Linked DNA regions of Homo sapiens: region 2 is linked to region 1. Evidence: chromatin loops called from intact Hi-C (ENCODE). Cell type or tissue: GM12878. All regions are shown on one strand. Each heading gives the region's core, and the rest is flanking DNA. Links, peaks and the distances in the headings are about the cores only. Region 1 has its middle 520 kb from the start of LINC02740. Region 2 has its middle 470 kb from the start of API5.

What was found. Hi-C counts contacts between places; a loop is a spot of excess contacts. Peaks named below come from ENCODE experiments on the same cell type or tissue, not always from the same donor. Only the 100,000 strongest peaks of a DNase experiment are listed, where the experiment ranks them.
Region 2: a loop joins it to region 1, with 4 times the contacts of the local background. A loop is called at or near these places in 2 of 110 quality-filtered maps.

What each region holds. Positions count from the first base shown.
Region 1 is chr11:42,770,913-42,776,299 of GRCh38, forward strand. No RefSeq gene overlaps it. Among named protein-coding and RNA genes, the nearest start is that of LINC02740, 520 kb to the left of the region's middle. In GM12878, for the core only: no CTCF peak of the experiment used is centred there; no DNase peak of the experiment used is centred there.
Region 2 is chr11:42,837,658-42,843,044 of GRCh38, forward strand. No RefSeq gene overlaps it. Among named protein-coding and RNA genes, the nearest start is that of API5, 470 kb to the right of the region's middle. In GM12878, for the core only: no CTCF peak of the experiment used is centred there; DNase peaks (open chromatin) are centred at 2,782 and 2,984.

The DNA.
Region 1 (5,387 bases), core at 177-5,176:
CAGAGGAATTATTAGCCAAGGAGAATCTTTGGGAGTTGGAAGAATAGAAGGAGGTAGAGAAGATGGCAAATCAGGACTAGATACATTTCCACGAAGTCTTAGAAGAGAAAAGGCTAGCTAGCTAACCAACCCCCTCTTCAGTCCCCAGCCCCCAACCCCCAAGATTAGAAATGTGTGATTCTGAGTTGGGAACAGGAGACGAATCTGAGATATGTTTAGAGGTTCTGATAGTACAAAATCAATTCCTCTTACTATATTGTGCTGTGCCTAGGCATAAAGTATTTATGAGTGGAGTAAAGTTTGCATCACCCTGTGCATTGAAGCAGGATCTGAGAAACATCCCCCTACATGCTGTGTCAAACTAAGTGGTGAAGAAAAGTTTCTCAAAACTTCTATCATATCAAGAATTTAAGTTACTCTGCACCTATGGAGCCCTGCAAATTATGAGTCAATACATTCAAATCCATGATGTGTCTGACTTTGAGGTCTGTTTTTACTTCATCATACAGACTTAAGACTCATTATTTCCTGTAAATGTTCCCTTCCCATCCATCAAGATATGTTATCCTCAAGACACTTCCAACATGACCAGAATCAACTGTAGTGAATCATGTATTATTGAACCTTGCAAAACTATTTTAGCATTCTCCCAAAAGTATTTCTGTTTTCTCTCTGTCTGCCTACTTTTTCTTGCCCATTTAACAGCAACTTCAAAGAAAAAGTACTAGGTAAAAACATTCATTTTATAGAACCCTGCTACTACTGGTATTTAATAAATAGTAAATAATAAGCCTATAATTGCTAAATGTGGGCAACAGCTGCTACTATGGCTTATAGATCTTCTCTATGAAAAGATTTCATTATATTTGTACAATTCTGGGATGACACTGCTGGTTTTTTGCAGTTATGAAATGAATAATCACAGAAGAAAATTAACTGACAATAACATATTCTGAAGAACACTTGTCTATTGCCTGGTCTTGTTTTTGTCTAGATTCAAAATCACATTTGTGATGTATATACTTTCCTTTTTATTCATTTTCAAGGTCCTGTTTTCCTTCAAACATTTGCTTGGAATGGATACGGGTGTGTGTGTGTGTGTGTGTGTGTGTGTGTATTACATGTATGGACATGCCCCATGTGGAGATGGAGGAAAAAAGGAATGAAATAGTTGATCTGTTTCCTAATATAATCTAAAATACCTGCTGTTTTTGATCTTAAAGGTAAAATGAATTTCAGTAACAGATAAAATGAATTTCAGTAAACATTACATGTCCCATTATATTTGTCAATAACAGGAGTCCCTTACATCCAAAGCCAGACCCTCAACAGTAAGACTTAGGAAAACAAAATTCTATTATAACTTGGGACAAAACCGTTTCAACATCCTGCAAGCTTTGTAAGTTTCATAAGTTTCTCCTTAAACTACTTTCTTATTTTTGATATTTTTTAAGTCCTGACATTTAAAAGATAACTTTGTGCAAGAATTTTACTCATTTTCCTACAAAAGTGATTCTTTCTTGTCATGAAAATTGCCAAGGGAGAATTTACAAAGTAACTTTACATACAAAAAAAGAGTTCTTGATTTTCAGGACAGGAACTGGATTTGTACTGTGTCTTGTCAGTCCTGGAGGTCCCAAAACAACTTCAGAAAGACCGAGCTCTCTATTTTGCCTTTTACATTAATAACAGATTCATTAACTAAATTTGGGTTACAGAAGAAGGAACAGTTGATGAAATAGTAAGAATGTGGCACAATTTTCGAAACCTGGTGGAGGATGTGGCTGTGTCTTTAGAAGGCTCTGCTGAGACTCTGCCCTGGAAATCATGGAACCCTAACAAGGGAGTTTGGCAGAAACTGGTATCTCAGAGACTCCCTGTACTTGTTTCAACAGAGTGGTACTCTCACTTCAAATAACAGAAAAGGACAGCACAGAGGCGCTGAGGCGACTGCCAGGTGTTCTGCAGGACTCTGTTTGAGCTCTTCCTTCCTTTGGATTCTAGCTTCAGAGGGATTCATGCAGTTCCCTGGTGTTAGGGAAACTGTTTCATATCACTAAAGTCGACAGGGGAGCAGGGTAGGGAACGTGAAGACTGTGACAACAGAGGAGGAGGATCACTGGTCTACAGTGGAGCAGTTGACAGAGCTGTGTGCCAGTTCTTAGCTGCCTCAACCTTTATCTCAGAAACCACAAGTCTCAGATTAGACGGTGGTGGATCTCTTCCGGCCTTTGTGATCGCCTCTGGTTTATGGCTGTCTTCTGGTTTGTGTTTCTGGTTCATTCTCCTTGATTGGCAACCATAGACCAAGGATGGTCACTCAAAATTGAAAACAGAAAAAGCACAAAAATAGGATAGCTTAGTTCATTTGTAGATAGTGCTGCTGAGGCTAAAGTTATGGACTGGATTCTCAAATTAGGCCAATCAACAGTATCTTAATGTACAAGGACACCAACATTGTATATCACAGAATCTGGCAAAGAATGAATTGGGGGGAGAGAGAGAAATGAACTAAACGGATTGATTATTGAAAAGTTGACTTTCTTCTTTTGAAAACAGTTATCTGTTAATCTTAGGGGTGGCAGGTGATCTCATTAACTCATACTTGCACCGAATAACAGACTAAAAATCAATACACATGACCAAAAGCGGAAAGAGATGGGACTAGCATAAATGTCAAAAGATTAAAAGTATCTTGTTGTTCACAGTAAAAGAACTTTGGCTGAGCACTTAAAAATGCCCTTGACATCATCAAAGCAAAATGTTCACTCATTGTTTCCATATGTTATTCTGCTCTCCAAGCCTGTTTTGTATTTTTATTTTTCCTTTTTTAACTTTCTAAAATCATGAGGGCTTTTGTCTAAAAAACATGTTCAATTCAGAATAAATCCATGAATCAAGAGAGTGTGAGCCTGTGAGAGATACCATGTCCTGCTTAGGACGGGCTACCCTGCCTCCTGGGGCTCCTGCCCTCGAATTGCGGAATATCCATGGCAATGATGACACACAGCTGATGACCTCATATGGACATGGCCAGATGGTAAAAGATTTACCCGGAGGTTGAATTGGGACAAAGACCCAACAGAACTTTGCTAGCCCCAGCTCTGCCCTCAGCTGGCCAGGTCTTCTCCAGTCTAAATCTCAAAATCCTCATTTTTAAAATGGATAATGGTGGTCTAGGTGGTTTCCACGTTCTATGTATCTATATTGAAGACCTGTAGAACTTGCAAAGCAACATTATTATTGATAATTTCAACCAAATCCTAAGCTATCATTTTTTAAAAAAACAGCATAAAATTCTGGGAAGACAAAGGACAATGCTAAACTGACACTAACCTCTTCTCTTCCAGGATCCCTTCTGTCCAAGAGATTTGAAATCATTGTTCTGACATAAGAAATTCACTGTCAAGAATATATCTGCCTTTGCACTCTGTCTGTCAAATTTAAAAGGTTTTAATGCATTTGTATTGGATTCTCTGCTCCTATGCCCCTTGGTGCAGTTACAATTGGGGTATTGATTGAGGCTTTCTGAAAAATGAAAAGGAGGAAAAGAGACTTTTGTTCTCCCACTCCACAGCCATAAGTCCTGCCTTCACATTCAGCCCCCCTGCTTTTCCTCTGCCCATGGTCCAAGTACACCTAAGGCATTTCCATCAGAGTAGGAAACTCATTTTTTTTCTTGGCCTTAGATTTCTGAAAAATAAAATGTTATTTTCAAAAATGGAGGCAACATATACCCTGATAGGCTCGTTCTGATTCAAGACTGAAAGCATGCCTAACAAATGAAGGGACTTGGTGTGATTTAGTGTAATGCCAGCAGCAGAAACACAACTGTAAATTATCCTTTTCCAACCTGCTCTCTGAGGCTCAAATTGCTGTTTTGCTGTCTGCATCTCTAATGATGGTTGATGCATCCCCTGGGAAGGAAAGTACTGATCTTCTCTATCTTGATTTAGCAGCTGTGATGATTATATATATATGTATATAATATATATATTCTAGCAGTCACCAAAGTCAATGAAGGCAAAAGGGGAGTGAGAAAGAAAAACTTTGTTCAATTTGCCATAAGTGGCAAATAATTTTCATATAAAAACACCTCTTTCAGTCATTATTTAATCTGCTTTGGTTTAAACAATAAAGAATTCTGGCAGTTATGACAGGGTTTTGGGTTTTGTTTTTTGTTTTAAGACCAGAGCAGTTCTATGGTTTTTGTATGAGACTTTGGATAGTGTCTAATTCTTGACCTTTCAAATCACAAATGAGTCACCTAATCTATCAAGGTCACACATCCTGGTAAATAAGCAGAGGTGGGAGTCGAGAAAGTCTTCCAGGGGAAAAGCATATGAGAACTGAAGAATGGGTGGAAATTAATCAGAGAAGGAGAAGCACCTGTTTTACTCTCTTCTTCTACAGAGATGTAGAGATGCTAAATATCATGGATCTTTCATAAATGAAGATACAGGACATTGCTAATCACATCTGTAGGTGAGAAAAGCTTGCAGGAAGAGAAAACATGTTTTACAAAGGAATTTTCCATCAAATGGCTGCCAAATGTTGAGCTAATGAACCAAATCTTATAATAAAATTTAATAGGGATAAATGTATCCTATGTGTGTGTTCAAAAAACATTTTTTAAATACTCTTCTGTAGGATAGGGTAAACATAGATCAACAGTAACACATGTTCTAGGAGGTCATTAATATTACTACATCAATAGATATAGAACTTTCTAAGGTGAGCATCCTGCTTTCCCGTCTCTGCTCTAATCAGATCATTCCTGGAATGACATGTTGTGTTCACTTCCTCATGAGACAATTTAAAGAGCATCCAGAGAAACTGAAACACAATCAAAGAAAAATGTTCTAAACTTGAAATGATAAAATGAAATAAAACATGGTGCTGGTGCTGCAAATACATACACATAGACTGTCTTAGCCAAGCACTTTCCTATTCCATGCCCACTCTATTTCCAGGGGTAGCAAATAGGTTTTAACTTGTTGCATGACAAGTATGGTCCATTGGTTGTAATTTCCTAGAGTGATGTGACCAAGAGTCCTGAGACTATATGCAAACTAGGCCAACAAATCAATTAGCAATGACTGCCACAGCCATGGGGGCAGGAGCAGTGGCCTCTAGCCTAGACATTGGCCATTTCTGCCTGGTGAGCTACATTCTTTGGCCAGTAGAAATCCAATTTTTGGCTTTGGGCTTACCTTCACCTCAGCCAAACAGTGGCCTCTTCACAAGAAGTCTGGTAAATCTTTCTGGAAGGTAGCCAGGCCAAAATGAGACCATAAAGGCACGTTAACAAGTGAGACTGTAGGTGAATATTAAACCCTGTTGATCTCCTTCAGTGCCCTTCAAATGAATTAGAAGAAGCATGTCTG
Region 2 (5,387 bases), core at 90-5,089, 67 kb after region 1:
GCAAAGGAATGTGAGCAGCCTATAGAAGCTGGGAAAAATGAGGAAACAGACTTTTTCCTTAGGGTCTACAGAAACTGAGGCAGCCATGCCAACACCTTGATCTTAGCCCAGTAATATCTATAGCAAACTTCTGACTATAGTAAGATAATGAAGTTGTACTGTTTTAAGCCACTAATTTTGTGGTAATTTGTTATGCAGTGACAGAAAACTCATACACGTTATAAATTAATTCATTTTAATATGGGCTTTAGTCATACATAGATAATGGAGAAAGAATACTGCAATCACACTACAACCTACTGTCAAATACAGTTAAGTGGAAAGCCTCCGGAACTAGAAGTGGATGAGACAATCAGAATCCATTGCAAATTCGTCCAACTATGAAACATATCTCAGAACTTGATTTTGAGCCAACTGGCTAAACTAACACAAAATTTCTGGCTCGTGTAATATAGAGTTTCAAGAAAGGGAAGCCTTCAAAATTGTTGGCTCCATGGTTTATCAATGTTGGCAGTGGCCCTGTTCTTCAGTCTCTTTGCTCTACCTTTTGCACTCAGTCTCAGTTCAAGGTTGGCTTTCTTTGTGGTGGAAAAGTGGCGGTTTCATATCCTCACAACACAATAACCAGAAAGAGAGAACCCTGGCCTCTGGCAGATCCTTCAGATCTGCTCTCACCTCTTATTGGCTCATTCTGTGTTACAAATCCATTCCTAAATCAACTGCTTTAGGCAAAGTAATGCTATGTGCCTACTGGCATAGATTGAACTAGCTGAACCAGTCACTACATGAAGGGAGATGGGATTATCTTGATCAGATTAAAACTATCAGGTCTTATTTGTGGAACAGAAAGGCCGTGTCTGTCCTTTCCAAATTATATTGATGCTACGCAACGAGAAGAGGTAGAAGGGGTGTTGGAAAGATACTAGCCCAAAATTTATCCAGCCTTGAAGTTACTACTAGGATTTGCAAGGCATGAGGCCTAATGTGATAGAAAAGGAGGAACATAGAGTCATAGCTAAGGTAACAGGTAAGGTTCAAGGGAAGTAAACAGAAAATAAGAGAAGATGCACGAGATGAGAAATTGAAGGAACAATAATAAATGCTTTGGACAATCTTAGCAACACCCTCCTAGTGTTTTTGAAACTTGAGTAGTGAGGAGGCCACATTTAATCTAAAGAATAAAACTTAGATAATTAAAAGACCGTATATAAAGTGATTAAAAGTATAGGCTCTAGACTCTGAAAACGTGTGTCCAAATCTCATCTCTAGTTTCTACTGGTCCTTGGGCAAATTAATCCCTCTACATCTTCATTTCTTCATTGGAGGCGAATAGTGATCCCAACTTCTTGGGGTAATTTCTGCGGACTAAATGAGTTAACATATCTAAAACCATTGGAACAGTATTAGGCTCAGTATAAGAACTATCTACATAGCTAAATAAAACAATGTTATTTGAATGCATACAACATATACTAGGTGAAATATTGTATGTTTGTATCTCTTATAAATCTTTAAAATCAAGACCCACCCAGGTAATAAATAGAGAAGGTGGGTTGACAACCCAGGCTGCCTGGTGCCCACTACTCCACGCTGCTGCTGCTTGAGCAACCAAGATATAGCTACACATTAAATTTAAACTACAAACCAACAAATTCAAGTTATCAACATCAATTTAATGTGATGGGTAATGTGCTTTTTAATAAACAAAACCAGTGCTCACAAAAGCAGCTCGGATTGTTCCAGAGTTAGTTATTTTGACTCTAGCAGCTTTTCCTAAACTTTATATATCATGTAATTGTTTATTCCTCGTGCCACTTTTTTATTCGACCCCCTGCACAGACTGTCATTATAAAGTAGTCACATGTATGATGTTTACCTCTGTTCTTTATCAACATAACTTGATAATCTTAAAAAGTGGTCTTTAATGTCAGCACAAAAATGCAAATGGGGATTCTCAAAGGGTTATAAAATTGGTCTAGAATATGCCTATATGCTCTTTTTGGATTACCTAGTTAAAAGACACAAAATTAAACAACTCTTAAAAAGAAGCCATGGGCCCCTGAGAATGCATCTTCATCTCTCAGTTTGAGAAATACAGCTCTATCCTAGCGTCTACCTTCTACTTCCCTTTCTTGCTCTACAGGTAATTTGTTTCTCTTCCTGCAAACCCTGCTCACTCCTCCTTTCTGCCCTTGGCCTCCCACTTACTTATCCCCAAGGAGGGTTAATGATGGGATCTGTAAAGGCTAAGGATATTCAATAGACCCCTGACCTGGGGTCAGGCTCTCTCTCTTAAGATTGTGTGTGTGTGTGTGTGTGTGTGTGTGTATGTGTGTTATAATATTATTTATCATTCACAACATTTAAAAAGTTATTTAGGCCAAAGCCATCCTCCTACTCTTCCCTAGCTCACCACCACCCCTAAAGACCTTGAATGAATGGCCCACACTAATTCTGCTCTAGGCAGAGAGACAAAATTCTTCCTTCATTGACATGATCTTCCTTTAAGTAGCTTTCTCCAGGAAGGACTGCTTCCTTCACAGAAGGGGTAATGAGTGAGGACCCAGGAAAAGCCTATCTCTAGCCAAAATGAAAGAAACTTCCTTATGATCCAACATCAGGAGACTACATGGAATATGGAACAAAAGCATCAAACATTGCCAGAAAAAATGTGCATTTATTGGACTTTGATCTTTGCTGAGCACCTCCCCAGGACATGACTAAGGCAGGACAGGACTCAGATGTCCAAGAACCTTGACCCCTCCGTAACTACCATGAAAATATATTCTTTTAGAAACCTCAGGAACACAGGGAATGTAGCTTTTGTAAAGCTGCCCTTGAGCTCTACTTTTAGCTGCTTATTCTCCAAGTGAGCCACGTCTCTATCACACACAAACAACCTGGTGGCTCTTCTGTGGTGCCTGTCCCACGTAGAGCTCACTCAGTAACCCTGCGGCTAGGGCAGCTCAAACAAAATCGGCTCTTGCAGTCAGAGTGAAACAAGTGAGGCATCTGACAGGGAACAGAAACAAAATAGACGAACTGTCACAGAGGCGTCACTCATACCATTTTCTCCCTTCTATGAGTTTATGCCCTCTCACTACTAATAATGATTAACATGAATTAACCACCTAGTCTCTAGCAGGCTTTCTTCTCAACCTTTTATGTTTAATTTCCACCAAAAGCCTACAAGATTTTTTTATTATTATTACAAGGTGTTTTTATTATCCCCACTTTGGGGTGGGGGCTGGGAAGAAATTAGGCACAAAAGGGTTAAGTAATAGACCGAAGACCACCCAGGTAATAAATAGAGAAGGTGGGATGAAAACCCAGACTTCCTGGTGCCCACTTCTCCATGCTGCTGCTACTACGGCTGCTGCTTGAGCAACCAAGCATTCCAGGGATATTTTGTCCTTGTGCTTCACACTTCATTCATTGCCAAGCAAAAGGGAGGAAAACTCACCCTGACAGAAGGGAACTACTATGGTCTGAATATCTGTGTCCCCCCAAAATTCATATTTTGAAATCTAATCATCAGTGTGATGGTGTTAGGAAATAAGGTCTTTGGAGGGCTATTAGGCTGTGGGGAAAGAGCCCTCATGAATGGGATTAGTGCCCGTATAAAAGAGGCCCAAGAAAGACCCTTCATTCTCCCACCTGTGAGGACACAGTGTGAAGAAGCCACCTATGGCTCTAAGAAGCAAGCCCTGACCAGACACTCAATTGGCCTAGATCTTGGATTTCCCAGCCTTGAGAACTGTGAGAAATAACTTTCTGATGTTTATAAACCACCTGGTCTGTGATATTTCGTTATAGCAGCCAGAACAGACTAATATCAGAAATGGTAAGAAAAGAAAAAATGGAGAGAGGAAGACAGGGAGAGAGAGGAGTCTGTATTTTCAGTCATTTTTCTGAAGCAAAGCCATGTTTTCAGAGAAAATAAAAGCTCCTTCTGTTGTAGATTTGAATTCTTGTCATGCTAATAAATGGGCCATCAAAGCAGCTGGCTGCACTCTTATCACTGCCATGGGAGTTATTTACGCTAATCCTTTCCCCTGTAGCCTGGCTGGACAATGATGAAAATCCCCAGCATCGGGTATTAAAAGAGACAGAGGAAGCACACAAGCCAATTTACGGGGTTTCACTTGACCAGTTTTCTTCATTTGAGTCCTATTAGCTCTGATAATGTATCCTCTATTAATCAGCCGGGGAGAGCAAGGTAACATCCTCGTGTGTGAATGTGGGTGGGCACACATCAGCCTTCAGTGCCTCTGGAAGTCCCAGCTTTCCAGCAAAAAGCCAAGAAAAAGCAAGAGAATATCTAAATGATCCTTGCAGGTCTTGTGAAGCATTTAAGGGCCCAAGTCAGTGCATACTCTAAGGAAACTATCAGGAAAGTACAATGCAGTGGAAGCTCTCTGTGGCTCTGTCACTTTCTTGCTGCTCTTTAAGCAAAGCATTTAACATCTCCAAGCCTCAGTTTCCTCAACTTCAAAATAGGAGAACTTATACTCTCCAAAGGAGTTGTAAGAATCAATGAGATATGGATATGATGATCTTAGTGATGTGCCTGTCACAGAGAAAGCACTTAACAATAATAATAACAACCTTTTGTTTCTAACTCCCTGCTTCCTAAACAGTCCTATTCCATTTTAAGATGAAGCTTCAAAGGAACAGCAATACGGAAGCATCTGAAGCCCTTCTCTTGACTTTTCACCTCAAGCTCAGTAGTTCTCTTTAGCTGCTCAAAGTTCTCTTCTCCTGATTCCCTCTTTTCATAAAAATTTATGTCTCCTGAGATGAGAGTGAGAGTGGCCCATCCCATAAGCAAAAAACTAGGCCAGTGATGTGTCTTTCCAAAAATTCAACAATGTTTTCTTCTCTTTCATATTTGTGACCTTGAATGTCATCTCTCAGCCTTCTATCTCCCGACCCTCGCCCCAAGCTTCCTCCAGTCCAGGATAATAGAAAAGCACAACCTGGCTATATCAGAACAGACTCATTTACTTTCCATCCCAAGGAGCTCATATTCTTGTTGGAGGCTTCCCATTTACCACTTCAGGGATGAACCAAGAGTCCTTGAAATGGAAAATTTGCTGGCTCTGAAACAGGGTTGTTCAATTAGTCATGCCAGGATCTCGAGGGGGAGAGCCAGAACAAGCAGAAGATTCAGAGAGAGAAGGAGCAAGCAGGAGTGGTAGAGTCAGAGAGGAAGGGAGGCTTCATCAAAGAAAAAACATTGCTAACAAACATGCCAATATCACTGATATGGTTTGGTTGTGTCCCCACCCAAATCTCATCTTTAATTGTAGCTCCCATAAATCCCATGTGTCATGGGAAAACTCATGTGTTCTAAGACTCTCCAACTCTCTCTTTTGCATTTTTCA